3 separate regions of the Homo sapiens genome follow, and regions 2 and 3 are each linked to region 1. The links are chromatin contacts, found by Hi-C or POLR2A ChIA-PET in ENCODE. All regions are on one chromosome and are shown on one strand. The core of a region is the stretch at or near the end of the contact, and the rest is flanking DNA. Distances in the headings are between cores, read along the strand shown.

Region 1 (3,218 bases), core at 379-2,878:
CAGGTCTTGCTGCTATAAAGCAAACCCAATTACAAACCATCCGGACTGCACAGTGGGAGGTCGTGGGAAGTATAAACAAACTTTACCTACACCCTCCGGTACCATAAACGTCACAAGGTGATATGTGGCAGAGTTAACCAACAAACAACTCCAGGGTCTCTCTCCCCCACATAAAACCCTCATTTTGTAAGCTCAGGGCTGCCTCCTCTGTCTGTAATGGAGCAGCCGGCAGGTTGAATAAAGGCTTGCCTGAACTTGGGTCTCGGTCTCTCTCGGTCTCTCTCTCCCTCTCTCTCTCTCTCTCTCGTCCTTTCTCTCGGCTAACTTCACAGATTGCACATAAAAAAGAAAAGGGGTTCAGAGAAGGTAAGTAACTCCCTAGAGACCAATAAGTGGCACAGAAGGGAATTTGGGCCCTCATCTGTCTGACTCCAAAACCTGGCTTTATCTATTCACCGGTCCTTATAACTCAGCTAAAACGAGGGTTAAGCAAGTGCCATCATTTATGACTGTGAACCTCTTCAAAGTTCAGATTGTTCCTGAACAATCAAGCATTTCAAACTCTTACCATCAAGTAAGGAGATAGCGTTACATCGTGTGTAGGCATATGGGGATTAAAGATTACATTATATTTTCCAAATTGCACTTGAGAATTGACTGTGCCAATTATATCCTTTCTGGGTATCTACCTTGTTCACAGTATGTGGGATCCAGGTTGAGGAACAGCATAAAATTCTTGTACCCTGTTGCAAAAATTTATTAGTAATCCATGCATACTGGTTTAGGATTTGAAAACAGGTTTTATAAAAGGTTTGCTAGGTATCGATCTAATTTCAGGAATACCCTAGTAGGGAAATTCAGTGACCTTTACAAATTTACCCGTGGCCAAAAAAAAAAAATAAGTAAAAATTAAAAATCAGAACACATCCAAAGTAATTATAATTAAAATTAACCAAAGTTCCTGATCCAATCCTGATAAGGGGTATTAGGTTTAATATTTACAGATAATTTATGAAGAAAAAGATTACGGTTCAAAGTCTACTTCAGGTATTTCTATTTACATTTCTTGGAAAAGTTTCCCAGGGCTCTTTCTGCCCCAGCCGCCAATCTACAGAAGAGTCTAGTCGACTGTCCACTCATTTCACAGCACTTGTCTGAAACTAGAAGACCCAGGGAGGGAACAAGGTTCAGGCTTGAAACGCTAAGACATTCAAGATTTCACCTTGTATGCAAAAATCAGAATGGGAGGCTGCAGCGGGGCCTCACACTCACCGGAGCTAGGCGCTATAGATCCCGCACCCGCGGAGCCCGGCAACCACCTGAGGGGCCTTGGCCAGGAGGGGGTGGCCCCCCGGCGCCGGCGGCAGCTCCGGAGCAAACCTGGCAAACCCGAGCAGGGCGGTGCGGGTTGCTCAGGGAGAAAATGAAGGGAGTGATAGGGTGGGGGTGGCAGGGAACGGGCACAACGCCGGCTTCCTCCGGACGGCCTCCTGCGTCCCACCTGTGCTCCTGAAAAGCGGCCCCCGACAGGGCGCGGCGGGAACCCGAGCCGGGAGTAGGGTCACGAGTTAAAGCGGCGGGGGCGGGAGGATGCGCGGGCGGCGGACGGGGCGCTCTCCTCCCGTCTGACTCTGGGCGGAGCGGGGCTCGAGGCTGCTGGAGTCGCTCGCTGACTCGCCCTGCGCCCTCGCCGCGGACACCGGAGCTGCGGCCGCTCCCCGCTGTCCCCCAGGTGAGCCCGCGGGGCGCTGCCCCGGGGCGTCGGGTGTCGCGGGAACGGCGCCCGCGGCGCACAGGGAGGGCCGGGGAGGCCGGGAGGCAGCGAGCTGTCGGGGACGCCGCGGGAAGGCCGGGCCGGGCAGTCGGCGCCATGGAGGGCAGGCGGGCTGGAGCTGGGCGCGAGATGCAGCTGTTCCGCGCCGCCCCCAAGCCGCCCGCAGGTCAGTGGAGGAGCGCGCCTGCCGGGCCTGCCCGGGGCTGGGCGGGTGGGGGTGCTCTGCTCCTCGGTCCCCCTCCAGGCCGCCGCCCACCTGTGGCCAGGGCTCAGAGGGCTGGAAGCCACCCCCGCCCGGAGCCCCTGGGCTGGAAGGCTTGGATGCCGGCCGGGGCTCCAGATGGCCTTGACGCGGCTCGGCTGGCCCCTTTCAAGGCGGACTGTCCCCCTGTTAGAGGTGGGGGCGGCTGGAAGTGGGGGCTCAGGCCCGGGTCGCTGCGCTGGCTGAAAGCAGCCGCCAGCCGGGCTGCGGCCGTCTGAGCTCCACGGCAGTGCCCGGGGATGGCAGCGACCGCTCTGGGACATCGCTGCAACCCTGCAGATCTTTCTCGCACACACTACCCAACAAAAGTGTCAACCCTTGTTGTTTGTTTGTTTGAAAAAAAAAGAAGACTGGAGAGACTAAAGTTTTGTGTCTGGTGAAGTGGGAAAGCGCTTCTGAAAAAACGAGGTTGCATAACTTTGTCGCCAACTGGGAGGCCTTTGCTATTTATACACTCCCGGGCTTTCTCCAATTTTCTACAGCTTACTCCAATCAAGCCTCTGCCCGCCAGGAACAGGTAACCTGTGTGTGTCCGTTTGCTCCTTCTAAGAGCATGCCTGATAGATACTTCGGTAGCCTCTCCGGATGGCCCCTTCGTCGGGTAGCCTCTCCTGATGGGGTCCTTCGCCCACCCTGCCTCCCGCGCCGGCGCTCCGGGTGAATGTCAAGGGTGGCTGGCTGCGAATACCTCCTTCAGCTGCTGGGGTTCCCGACAGTTTGCAGTTTTTAAAAGTGCACCCTCGGAAGGGCTTTTCAGACTGGGTAAACCTGACTTTTCCAAGGTCAGCATCTGGTCCTGGTGAATGAAATGTCTACCGGGACAACTCGTTGTGATGTGCTGAATATATGCTGGTTGGCTTGTTTTCTCTTTGTTCCTGTGGATTACTGTACATGGTGTGTGGCTAGTTTGTTTAAAATTTAATTTTCCCTGTATCAAAGTGGAAAGCGCTTAGTGTCAATATACAACTCACCAACATGCTTATTAACAGCTTCATCATTATGTTGGTGTTCATATGCGAGCTTTGGTCAACATGAAATCATCTGCGTTTTAAGTCCTATAGATAAAGTCTCCTTAAATGCTGGTTAAAATATCCTGCCTTTTTGAAGGAAGTAAAACTGTTAAGTGAAAATCCTAATTTATTAATAACTTTTTCTTTCCTTTATGCCTTTACCTAAGAATTA
Region 2 (3,218 bases), core at 531-3,030, 100 kb before region 1:
TAAAAGATTTGTGGTATTAGTTCATCACAAATCTTAGAATTCATCACTGTTAGAACCAACATTGCTATTAATAGCTTCTAAAAAGTAATGAATATTTTGTATTCATTTGTATACAAGTAATGAATATCTTGTAATTATTTCTTTTTTTTGAGATGGAGTCCTGTTCTGTCACCCAGGCTGGAGTGTAGCGGTGTGATCTCGGCTCACTGCAACCTCTGCTTCCCGGGTTCAAGCAATTCTGTCTCAGCCTCCTGAGTAGCTGGGATTACAGGCACGTGCCACCACACCCAGCTAATTTTTGTATTTTTAGTACAGCTGGGGTTTCACCATGTCGGCCAGACTGGTCGTGAACTCCTGACCTTAGGTATATCTTGTAATTCTTACCAAATTACTTTTAGCTATCCTAGACTCCCATCATTCACAGACAACCTGCACAATTTCTACCATATTTAAATACTGTGTGTAATATTACTTTATTTTATCTAAAATTATTTTTTCAATTGAAAAAAATTGAAATGTAAAACTTCACACTGCTGCCATATATGGAAAACCAGTATCACTTGTCATTAACGAGTTAAACAGTTTTTTCTATACACTAAAATGAATTCACAACTATTGAGATAATTAAGGTGTGAGCTCTATGTACAGTTATGTACACCTTAACATGCATACCACACTTTGGGAAATACTGAGTTTAGTCTCTGCTATGGTCTGGATATGGTTTGTTTGTCTCCACCAAATCTCTTGTCAAAATTTAGTCCTCAGTGTGGTGTCTTGGGAGGTGAAAGTTGTTTGGGTCATGGAGGCAGATTCCTCATGAATAGATTAATGCCCTCCCTGGGAGGTGGAGTAAGGAGTGAATTCTCACTGTATTCATTCCAATACAGCCAGTTGTTAAAAATAGCCTAGCACTTCCTTGCACACTCTCCCTCCACCACCACCCCTTCCTCGCCACGTGACCTGTGCATACACTGTCTCTCCTTCACCTTCTCCTGTGAATGGAAGCAGCCAGCAGCCCTCACCCAATCTTGAACTTTCTGGCCACCAGAATCATGAGTCAAATAAACCTTTTTCCTTTATAAATTGCTTAGCCTCAGGTTTTCCTTTATAGCAACACAAAGTGGACTAAGACAATCTCCATCTTTTCTATCACAAATGTTGGGACACAAGAAAAGTCAAAGCTGCATTGAAAGTTGAACACACAGATAACACCAGTCTGTTTTCTTTTTAAGGAACAAAAGCACCATGTCTAGGTAAGACACTTGACTAATTCCCACCCGGAGCTGGCGATAGAGAGAGTGAAAGGTCTCCTATAGCAGGGTTGGGGAGGGTCTGTCTGCAGTCTGAGATTGTGTCCCAAATGGGGCCCATTCTTCATGAACCCTGTAGGTTCCACACTGGCAGGAACAGAGCTAAAGCCCAATTCTTACAGCCTGCATTTCTGCCTTGAGGACTTCTCAGTGCTGTTTCCCTGAACACATTTTTTTTTTTTTCATTTTGTTTCCTCTCACACTTTTAACCCTTTCCTACCAGCATATTTTCGCCTGAACTACCAACATAGGGTTGGTAGGAAACCACCAAAAATGTATCTTTCCTTCCTAAGATTAGAACCAGGGCATAGGAGCCAGACATAGAGATCAAAATACCAAATTTACTTTTGACAAAGGTAAGCTGGAGAATATGACTTGGGTCTATGGCCAAGTGGGCTTCTTCATATATCCTCTGTGATCTGATCATCCCCACCTAGTCACTGGTGGAGTTAATGAAAAAAGACCTCTCCTGGCATGGGCAGAGGCTGTCAGCACCATAAAAGTATGTATTACCAACAGGCTGGTGTGTGGTGAGAGAATGCAGAAGGCCCCTAGCCAAGCATGCTCAAGTTCTTCTCAATTCACTACTCAGATGAGTCATTCTTTGTGACTTGGGGAACAGTAAATTAGGGGTTTAAAGAGAAGCTGGAAGTGATTCTCTCATACTCTTTTCTCTTGAGAAGTAGCTAAATCCCCTCCCTTTTATGGAAATGGTAAAAGCACAGGATGTTATCCTCTAAAAATGACCACCTATTGCTTCCTCTTAATAAAGGACCAAATGTCACAAGATAAACTTTGGGACCCTTTTGTAAATGGAGCAGGAAGTGGAAATGCTGAACTGCACATAGGCAGTCAAAAAAAAAAAAAAAAAACCACACACACACATAAAGATTTTCCAGGTAATCACTAGGCAATTGCTGCCATGGGGCACCCAGTTAATTTGCAAAGTGGTCAAAGCAGCATATTCTCACCTCTTTTGGTAAATCCTTTCCCCTCAGGCCCCAGTGGCCATGTGCCACCTCTGGCTGCCTTGGGCCTCAGATATCCCAAGCAGTCTTGCCTTTCCTTCCTGTGCCCAACAGAATCTGTCTCCTCCTTCTCTACCTCCAGGGAAATCTTGCCTTCCATTTGGTTTTACAATCTTGCCTGGAAGAATGTGCTCTCATCACCTGATTCAAATGCTAAAGTGTTAATGATGGATAGGGTTTATTTGTACTTTATTTTAAAATGGGAGCATATTAAACTATGCCTAAGAAAGTACTGGAAGTATTCCTTAGGTTCTGTTGGTTCTTTTTGCTAACTGTGGGGTCCCTCGATGCTCCTGCTACAGTTCCATGTTATGTTCACTTCTGAAAGACTGTTGGCTTTTGTATTAGCCATCTCAACTTCTCAGGTCTACTTTCAGCTTCAGCCAGTAGGGAACAGTACTTAAGCCATTATCAGCCATATCCTTAATGCATTTAAACAGGGCCTAGGTCACAAGGAGGTTGTTGGGCTTCTAACAAATCACCTAGTGGAAATTTTATGAAAGTCAGAATTGCATATGTAAATTTTTAAAATATACATACACATACGAAGGACTAACCAAAACAACTTTGAAAAAGAACAGAGTTGGAGGACCAACATTATCTGATTTTAAGGTGACTTATAAAGTGACAGTAATCAAGATGGTATAGTAATGGCATCAAAATAGACAAATCAATAGAATAAAAGTTCAGAAATAGATTCATACATATACGGACAACTGATTTTTGATGAGACAATTCAGTGAAGAAAGAATAGTCTTTTCAACAAATGGTGCTGCAACAATAAAATATTTGCATGAAAAAAATGCTTTGATCCACATCTCATACCATATGTAAAAGTGAACTCAAAATACATAATAGACCTAAATGTAAAGCCTAAAAG
Region 3 (3,218 bases), core at 497-2,996, 75 kb after region 1:
GGTTCTTATAGACTCATGGAGTTACCACCTTGAACAAGATCTAGAAGAATTCTTTGGATTACCAGGCAGAGACTCTTGTTCTCTACCCTTTTTGTCTCCCTAACAAATGGAGTCTCTCTCTCAGTCCTGAGCCATCTAAAGCTAGGGATGGAGTGACACAAGCACCCCTGTGGCTACTACCTCTGTGACTACACTGGGTCAGACCTGAAGTCAGCACAGCACTGGGTGTTGCCCAAGGCCGGCTGTAACTACTCCCTGGCTACTTCCTGTGTCTGCTTATGGCTCTGGGGCTCTATAGTTAGCAGGCGGCAAAGCCAACCAGGCCTGTGTTCTTCCCTCCAGGATGCTGAGCTCCCCCAGGACCCTCCTGGGTCCAGAGGTGCTGTCCAGGAGTCAGGGACTACAATAAAAAACCTTAGAAGTCTACCTAGTGTTCTATTGTATCGTGCCTGAGCTGGCACTCAAATTACAAGATGCAGTTCTTCCCACTCTTCCCTCCCCTCCTCCAAAAGCAGAGGAGACCTTCCCCATGGTCATCACCACCAGAAGCCCATGGGCAGTACTGCCAGACTACCACTATGTTCTCTTAAGGCCCAAGGTCTCTTAAGTCAGCTTGTCATGAAGGTTGTCTGGCCTGAGACTCATCCTTCAGGGCAGTGGGCTCCCTTCTGGCCCACGGAAGGTCCAGAAATGCCATCCAAGAGTCAGCTCTTAGAACTGGGGACTCCAGGAGCCCACTTGTTGCTCCACCCCCCAATAGCCGAGATGAACCTGAAGCCAGCAAGTCTCAGAGGCTCACCCAAGGCCCTAGATGTAGTACCTGGGTATCGCTGCTGATTATTCAGTGCCCAAGGGCTCTTCAGTTAGCAGGTGATGAATGCTGCCAGGAATGGGTTCTTCCCTTCAAGGCAGTAGGTTCCCTTCTGGCCCAGGGTGTGCCTAGAAGTGTTGCCCAGGAGCTAGGGCCTGGAACAGAGGCATTATGACTCTGACCCTATCATGCTGTGGCTGAGCCGGTATCCAAGATGCAAGACAAAGTCCTCCCCACTCTTCTTTCTCCTCTCCTCAAGCAGAAGGAAGGGATCTTTTTTGGAGCCACTAGTTGTGCAGCCTGGGGTTAGGGGAGAGGTGATGTCACCACTCCTTTAGCCACCCTGGTAGTTTGGTAGATTGCATGCCCCTCTAGTCCACTGTTTCTGGGCCCAGTTCAGCACTAGGACTCGCCTAGAGTTGCAGTCCTTGTGGCCTAAATTGCCTTTCAAATTCACTTAGACACCCAGAGCACTTTAGCCTGCAGTGGTGAAGTTTGTGGGAACTCAAGTTCCAACCACAAGGACCTGTGATTCCCCTCTGGCTAGGGCTGGTTTAAATGTTCCCTCCGTGGGTGGGCATCAGCTGAATTTGGTCCAGTTTTCCTTTCTGCTCTAACCGGGCAGAACCGTTTACTGCCTCACAATTGCTGTGCTCTCCCTCCCACAGCATGCAGAGGCACTCTGCGCACCAGGTGGCCACTGCTGGGGCTGGGGGAAGGGTGGTATCAGTGCTTCAGGACTGTTTTTTCTACCTCTTCAGTGCCTCTTTTAGCAATACAAAGTTAAAAGCAGGTAGTGCAAGTGCTCACCTGATTTTTGGTTCTTATGAAAGTGCTTTGCTTACATAGATAGTTGTTAAATTGATGTCCTCTTGTGAGAGGATGATCAGTGGAGGCTTCTCTTCTGCCATCTTGCTCCACCTTCTGGGCTTTTGCAAGAATCTTTATGTCCTTTGCCTATTTCGCAAGGGTTATTTCCACGGAAACTAGATGATACATTCTAAAAATGCTTAAGTGGGCCCACATAAAACATAACTGGTGGGAATATGCTGAAAATCAATGGGGGTACCACCATGAACCCCCTAATTTGGGAAACTTGACAATTTCCCCAGGATGTCTCACATACCTAAGTGAAACACAGGCACCTGATGTTTTGTTTTGTTTTATTTACTTGAGACAGGATCTCCTTCTGTTGTCCAGGCTGGAGTGCAGTGGCAAAATCATAGCTCACTGCAGCCTTGAACTCCTATGCTTAAGCGAATCTACTACCTCTGCCTCCCGAGTAGCTGGGACTATAGGCATCCACCACCACACTGGGCTGATTTTAAAAAGTTTTTGTGGAGACAGAGTCTCACTATATTGTCCAGGCTGGTCTTGAACTCTTGGCCTCAAGTGATCCTCCTGCCTCAGTCTCCCAAAGTGTTGAGATTACAGACATGAGCCACTGTGTCAGTCCCATCAGATGTTACTGACCGAGTGAGGGCACCTTAGGTGTGATAGGTAACAATTCATATATTAAATCTTGGGAATTCTTTACTTCTCTATTTTCTAAATTAACACAATTAGAAGCCCTAATAGTTTCTTCTCACATACCAGTGAATGGTCTTGCATACGTCCTTGTGCACAAGGACCCCACTTTGGAGACAACTGCAGCAGGGGATAAAAACAACTTTCAGGCCCCTTGTCAAGTAGGGGGATCACATAAGCCAAAGGCAATAGCATCCTGGGCTGGTTAGCTTATTTGCTGACAAAATACCATCACTGAAACTGGTGTATTCATTTTCCTGGGGCAAAGGTCAAGAGCCTTTTTCTGTTCTCATAGGGGTTTATAACCCCAATAAGGTTAAGAATCACTGACATCTTGTTTTGTTTCAAAACTTCAGGCTTCCGTTAGACTCTTAGTCATTGTTTTGATAAAGCTGAAATTGCCCTTGATCATATGATAGCCTTAAACTTAGCCAATGTCACACAGTCCTGATTATTTGTGGAGAGAGTAGGTTTTCTTAATGCCAACCTCATAGTCCTGATTATCTGTGGAGACAGTAGGTTTTCTTAATACCTGACAGTAGCTTTGTTGTGCCTTCCTCCTGGTTTCTTACCACAGTACCAGTCTCAGCCTTCTTTTCTTTCATTTTCTATTCCAGCATCTCTGGCTTTTATTTAACCCACTGTATGGGTGGCTTTCTATTCTATTTCAGATCTTATTTTTATGCCTTCAAATACTATGCTTTTTTTCTTTGATATTTTGTTCTTTAGTGCTGCCATTATTAAGCTTATAAAAATCCAGATCATGCATTTCCTATGGGTTAATGAAACATAAATAATTCATAAAAGCTGTGATTGCTCTTATTTATTTCATGCAATTTCAATTGCATGACAGCCCTGTAGCTGATGGGTCTGTGTAATT

Evidence for each region. A loop is a pair of places that touch in the nucleus more often than their neighbours do. ChIA-PET counts read pairs that join two places held with the same protein, here RNA polymerase II (POLR2A). Pooled maps may share reads with other maps.
Region 2: a pooled map shows a loop between it and region 1 (2.6-fold over the local background). The contact joins the enhancer-like site here to the promoter of MCOLN3 in region 1. A Hi-C loop is called at or near these places in 4 of 50 pooled maps. POLR2A ChIA-PET finds 5 or more read pairs at or near these places in 5 of 52 experiments (H1, activated B cell, activated CD4-positive, alpha-beta T cell and 2 more).
Region 3: a map with no recorded cell type shows a loop between it and region 1 (5-fold over the local background). The contact joins the enhancer-like site here to the promoter of MCOLN3 in region 1. A Hi-C loop is called at or near these places in 5 of 37 single-sample maps with no recorded cell type and 5 of 50 pooled maps. POLR2A ChIA-PET finds 5 or more read pairs at or near these places in 5 of 52 experiments (H1, OCI-LY7, activated CD4-positive, alpha-beta T cell and 2 more).

What each region holds. Positions count from the first base shown.
Region 1 is chr1:85,046,910-85,050,127 of GRCh38, reverse strand. MCOLN3 (mucolipin TRP cation channel 3) reads left to right here and starts at 1,628. Exons shown (of 13, transcript NM_018298.11): 1 at 1,628-1,732. RefSeq lists silencers at 1,227-1,366, 1,397-2,146.
Region 2 is chr1:85,147,698-85,150,915 of GRCh38, reverse strand. No RefSeq gene overlaps it. Among named protein-coding and RNA genes, the nearest start is that of MIR4423, 16 kb to the right of the region's middle. RefSeq lists an enhancer at 1,961-2,090. Within about 2 kb of position 1,780, at least 2 of the 41 ENCODE cell types and tissues checked have a DNase peak (open chromatin) inside an H3K27ac peak, as active enhancers do.
Region 3 is chr1:84,972,244-84,975,461 of GRCh38, reverse strand. The region is part of intron 1 of MCOLN2 (mucolipin TRP cation channel 2); the gene reads left to right. Among named protein-coding and RNA genes, the nearest start is that of MCOLN2, 23 kb to the left of the region's middle. Within about 2 kb of position 1,746, at least 2 of the 41 ENCODE cell types and tissues checked have a DNase peak (open chromatin) inside an H3K27ac peak, as active enhancers do; they include OCI-LY7, where a contact is called at or near this core.